Linked DNA regions of Homo sapiens: region 1 is linked to region 2. A link is an interaction called in ENCODE POLR2A ChIA-PET data of the cell type or tissue named here. Cell type or tissue: IMR-90. All regions are shown on one strand. Links, peaks and the distances in the headings refer to the core of each region. The heading gives the core; the rest is flanking DNA. Region 1 overlaps PDZRN3 (PDZ domain containing ring finger 3). Region 2 has its middle 51 kb from the start of LINC02047.

Evidence for each region. Peaks named below come from ENCODE experiments on the same cell type or tissue, not always from the same donor. Only the 100,000 strongest peaks of a DNase experiment are listed, where the experiment ranks them.
Region 1: POLR2A ChIA-PET joins it to region 2 with 8 read pairs; 2 of 35 experiments call an interaction of 5 or more read pairs at or near these places.

The regions. Positions count from the first base shown.
Region 1 is chr3:73,551,544-73,554,465 of GRCh38, forward strand. All of the region lies in intron 3 of PDZRN3 (PDZ domain containing ring finger 3), which reads right to left. The region is part of intron 1 of LOC101927296 (a long non-coding RNA gene); the gene reads left to right. Among named protein-coding and RNA genes, the nearest start is that of PDZRN3-AS1, 71 kb to the right of the region's middle. In IMR-90, for the core only: no CTCF peak of the experiment used is centred there; a DNase peak (open chromatin) is centred at 1,358; H3K27ac peaks cover 290 bases.
Region 2 is chr3:73,947,806-73,950,727 of GRCh38, forward strand. No RefSeq gene overlaps it. Among named protein-coding and RNA genes, the nearest start is that of LINC02047, 51 kb to the right of the region's middle. In IMR-90, for the core only: no CTCF peak of the experiment used is centred there; no DNase peak of the experiment used is centred there.

The DNA.
Region 1 (2,922 bases), core at 239-2,738, 400 kb before region 2:
ATGGTGGCATTGGCATGTGCCTGTGGTCCCAGCTATTTGGGAGGCTAATGGGGGAGAATCATCTGAGCCTGGGACGTCAAGGCTGCAGCGAACTGTGATTGCACCACTGCACTCCAGCCTGGGCAACAGAGTGAGACCCTGTTTCAAAAAAAAAAAAAAAAAAAAGGAAAAAAAGAAACATATAATTATTTCCCCACTTCTAATATTAGAAGCCTACAGAGAAAATCCTAAAAGTGCTAAAGGGTCATATTTTTGAGATGCTACCTTCTTGAAGCAGTAGACTAAGCCTATGTTTATACCTGCATGTGATTTTATTTATTTTTCATAGCAACACAAAGGCCATTATCCTTCCCCTGTTGTACCTGTGAAAAGCCTGAGGTCTGGAGAAGGTCAGTAATTCTCAATGCCACACTGCTAGGCAGTGGCTGAGCTGAAATACCCATGCCTGTCCAAGTGACTGATTCCTATGACCTTCCATCCCCCTTCACTGCCTTTCCTTCTTTGTGGACAGTCCTAAGTTTAGGGTCAGCACTACAAAGCGAAACACTCCAATCACCTGGGGCACATTCCTTTTCTCACTCCTTCCCACGTCCTCGTCTTCTATCCTCCCAGTTACTCATCTCAGTACCTCAGTTTCCCCACCTAAATGTTGCCTCTTAGGTTTCACGTGGGAATTAAAGGAGTGTGTGTGTGTGTGTGTGTGTGTGTGTGTGTGTACCCAAACACCTTAGAACAGTCCCTGGGAGATAGCATTATATACATAATCACTATTATACTTCTACCCTAGTAACTTTCTCACCACTCAAAACTTTCTCCTTCATGAAGTGTCTTCATGATTAACTTTAAATGGATAATAACTGGACTAAGCAGCAGATTCACTGAGGAGTTTACACAATTATCTCATTCATTCCTCATGACCCTGTAAAATTAGGGTGTTTTCTTCTCTGGAAGAAATACAAAATACAAAGAACATATGTTTATGGTGTGTATGAGGTTTTTGCGCATGTGAGTGTGTGTGTCCACAGTAGCTTTCAAAAGAACAGTCATTCTTATCAACTAGATTCTGCAGAACTTAAGAGAAATGTGATTAAAACATTACTGACAAGGCATCGCTATTTATGTTAGTGAATTCTAACTGGACCTATCCAGATGTATGTTTACGGATTATTTGCCCAAGAAGAACAGGTGCTAGTCCTTGGAAGAAGTATGATTAATAAACACTGTTTAGGATTTGAGATGCCCAAATAGGTATTTGGAAAACAGATCTTCAGAAGGAAGGTAAATATTTCTATTAGAGTATAAACAACACAGTCCTACCGAGCACAGTTGCTCAGTGTGATGACTCATCATGCAGCTTCAGCCTACTTGAGACTCACTAAGGATCACACAATAATAAACACAACCTACTACGTGCTCACCACGGTGGCTGATTCCCTGGTGAGGAGAGGAGTATCAGGTGACTCTAGTCCAGATAATTGAAAGAGAGAAAGCTAACATATAAAATGGAATAATTAAAGGTTAAAGTAGAGACTACAAGGAAGGGAAAGTGTTTTGAAAATGTAAGACATTTCATGTTTGACTCAAGGTAAGCGGACATGTCTTAACTTCAGAAATAGCCTGTAAAAATGCACCAATATGGGAAGGTCATGCACCAAGTTCAGAATAGTGCTTACGCTTCTGATAATTAACACGGTTGACACAATGATCTCATTTATTCCTCCTGATTCTATGAGGTAAGACCTATTATCGGCCAGGTGTGGTGGCTCACACCTGTAATCCCAGCACTTTGGGAGGCCGAGGCGGGTGGATCACCTGAGGTCAGGAGTTCGAGACCAGCCTGACCAACATGGTGAAACCCCATCTCTACTAAAAAATACAAAAAATTAGCCGGGCGTGGTGGCACATGCCTGTAATCCCAGCTACTCGGGAGGCTGAGGCAGGAGAATCGCTTGAACCCGGGAGGCAGAGGTTGCAGTGAGCCGAGATGGCACCATTGCACTCCAGCCTGGGTGTGACAGAGTAAGACTCCATCTAAAAAAAAAAAAAAAGAACTATTATCCCCATTTCAGAGACAAGGAAACTAAAGGGCAGCAAAGCAAAGTAGCCCAGACCCAGTACTTGAACTCAAGCCCTCTAATGTCACAGTGTATATCCTTAAGAATTCCGTGGTGTGACTTCAGAACACGCAGGAAGAAATGTCAATACAGGCTGGAGGAGTAGGCCAAGGTGACAGGGAGTACCTTATCCCTACTTCAGCTCTGGCAAAGTAGTGGCGGCATCTGGATAGGTGAGGAAGGCATGGACAGGGTGACAGGAGATGCTGGAATACGCATGGCACACACATGACCAGGAAGTTCATGCTGGCCAGAGCCACAACGGGCATAAGGACTCATGGAAACAAGAATGAGAAAGAATGGGGCTGGAAGGAAGAAACTGACAACTGTATACAACTATCTCACTGGCAGCTGGAGGTACAAAGTAGAGGCCCATGAGGCCTGGATATCTGGGCATGACCAGCACAGAGCTGCTGAGTGAAGGTTATATGCAGCCTGAGATGGAGAATAGAGGGCCAAGGGCTGATGTGGAGAATGGCCACCACTTAGGTCAGAAGAAAGGCCTGGTGAAGGGGAACGTGTATTTTTACAATCTTATATATACCCATGAGGTTCCACCTGGATTCAAATCCAGTATGCAGCTTACGAGGTGTGACATTGGCCAAGTCACAAAATTTCTCTGCGCCTCATTTTACTCAAATATAAAAAGAGAATAAGAAGGTATATAAGAATATCTCACAGGATTGTTGAGAGAAGACACACACACACACACACACACACACACACACTCCCAAGATGAGAACAAGGCCAGACACAGATAAGTGCTCTGTAAGTGTCCGCTTGCTGCTGTCATCATCGTCATCGACAT
Region 2 (2,922 bases), core at 177-2,676:
ATGTGTTTTCCTCTGTATTCTGAAGGGAAAGAAGAGAAAACTATTCTCTGAAAGGAAATGGAGCCCAGATCTGGAGTAATGCAAAACCCCAGAGACATATCCAAGATGGTAATGTTCTGGTAATGAGAATTCAGTGGCTTGGTCCTTTGGTTTCTGAGACTCGAAATTATGATATTTCCTCTACCCTTGATTGAAAAATAATGCAGAAGTTTCCTCTACCCTTGATTGGAAAACTCAAAAAGTTGCACAGGCACAGCTGCACGCCAGTAATCCCAGCAGTTTGGGAGGCCGAGGCAGACGGATCACCTGAGGTCAGGAGTTTGAAACCAGCCTTGGCCAACAGGGAGAAACCCTGTCTCTACTAAAAATACAAAAATTAGCTGGGCATGGTGGCAGGCCCCTGTAATCCCAGCTACTCAGGAGGCTGAGGCACGAAAATCACTTGAACCTGGGAGGCAGAAGTTGCAGTGAGCTGAGATCATATCACTGCACTCCAGCCTGGGCAACAGAGCAAGACTTGGTCTAAAAAGAAAAAGAAAACTCAAAAAGTTTAAGCCAGCACCAACCAGCCAAGATAACCGGTGTGATTATTTGGGAATATGTTCTTAAACTAATTTTTCCCAGGTTTACAAAATCATGACAAGTAGTCATAAGGTATTTGTTTGTTTGTTTTGCTTGCATTTAAATTATCATAAGAATTCTACAACATGGTTTTTAATGGCTTGTCACCAACCCCACTGCTATCGTATTGATTTAAAGCACCATCATCTTTCACCTGGAAGATGGCAAAGCCATAATCATGAGGTTATATATATATATCATATATATATATGTATAGATATCACACAGACACAGACATACGTACATATATGTATACTTAAAATAAATAAAACTTCAGTGAACCTCTGTGAACATAAGATTTTGCCCACATTTTAAATTACTTCCTTGTGATCAATTCCCAGAAGTGAAATTGCTGTGTTAAAACCAATTTACAATTCCACATCAATATATGCCAGACAATATTTGCAATATTTGCTTCTTCACACCCCTTCTGACATTGGATATAATCATTCTTCTTGCCTATCTGATAGGTTAAAAAAGTGGTATCTTACTGTACTTTTAATTTGCATATTTTTGCAAGTCCCATTGCTTTTTGGAAAATGTTTGCTGTAGGACTATTTTATATAGTTCTCTAACATGGATGGGAAGAAGTGATTACTAAAAGAGCCACACTGACTGAATTTGGTCCTCTTTTGGTCTCTAATCAGTTGTAATCAAAATATGACTATAGCAAACTGTCCTACTGGGAGATGATGGTGTGCATTGATGATTGCTAATGTCATGTTTGCAAAGGGCAGCATCCCGTCTTGGTTACATACCCAACTGAATGTAAAAATCTTTTAGCAAGCTACCCGAAGATGGAGCAGTTCCAGAGGAAGTTTCTACTTTGGACCTGGTTAGAGTTTTTCAGCACCCCCAGTATTGGGTCATCTGCTTTTTATCTCAGAAAGCTGCTTAGAACCCTTGTTACCTGTGAAATGCTCCATCATTCAATATTAACAAGCAAACAAAGAGATCAGCATTCCAAGGCATTATATGCTTTTCTCGTCTTCCTTTCTACTCTTTTTTGAATCCAAAGTAAATACAGGCAGACAAAATGAGAATTGTTAAACCAACTTTAAAGAAGTCTCTATGCTTTTTGTAAACTTTGACTCAAATTGAGTGTACATGGATAGCTAAGACATCAGCTTGGGGTTTTGAAATTCAAGCCCACCACATAGACCAATCTCATTCTATAAGAATCAATACCTCCAGGCATTATGACTAGATAGTGGATCCCCCGACATGCTATTCATGCCTAACACAGCCCTCATTGGCCCCAGTGTGTGTTTTCAATGAATCACATCAGAATTCTGGCTGCAGAAACCCAGGGCTGATACTCATTTTGGGAAACCAAATTTCTCTTTCCAGTTTAAAAATTTATTAGCAAAAGAATATCATCAAAGGCACTACTGCTATGATATCTACTAGCTTAAGGAATGTGTAAGAGAGAAATTTTTCTTTAATGTTTTCTCAGAATTTCTCCCCTTTATGAATTTGCCCGAAAAGGTATGCTAAATTCAAAAGTTTTCTTTTAAAGAAACTTATTTTACCTTCCTTATGTTGTGAGCTTTAAAAATAGACCCTTAATTAATTTTAAAATAGACCCTTTTAATTTTCAGATATTTGTTGAAGTACTGGTTCTCACTTGAGGCAAAGGGATAAAATCTCTTCTTTCAATTTCTAGATTAGCTAAATTTTGAGTTTGGGTCTCATCAAAGCGATCTGCATAGAAACAGAGAAGTGTCTCTGTTCTCTGTGCCAAACCCATTGTGCTTCACCGCGGTCAAAGCTCATGAGAATCACAGGTCCCAAAGGAATGCCACACCATTGCTGAACTATGTTCCTTCTGCATTTAAAATGACATTTAAATAAAACTTGCAGCTGTTTAAAATTTGACTAGGAAGATTTCCTACAGACATTTTTTTCAGACCTCTGAGACACTTAAAATGTGAGGTCCAGATTGAAGTTTCAGGGGAAAAGAGATCAAACCACATGAACCTCAACATTTGCCTGGAAGAGAGAAATGGTCAGCATGTAACTGCAACATGGACCTTAGATCAATGAGCATTCATGGCTTTGAGCACTTTGCTTTATTCCTCGATTCCTTCATTAAATGAATACTTGCTTTGATACATACAATGTTTCAGGTATGGACCTAGGTGCCCAGGAGAACATGGCTAATATACTACTGAGGGAGATGCCCAAAATGGAAATAAGCAGAACACTTTAAAATTAGCATTTCATGGAAGAGATATGGAAGGAAATGAAGACAGTGTCTTGATGGAGAATAGCCAAGATGGATGCACTTTAATCACAGCG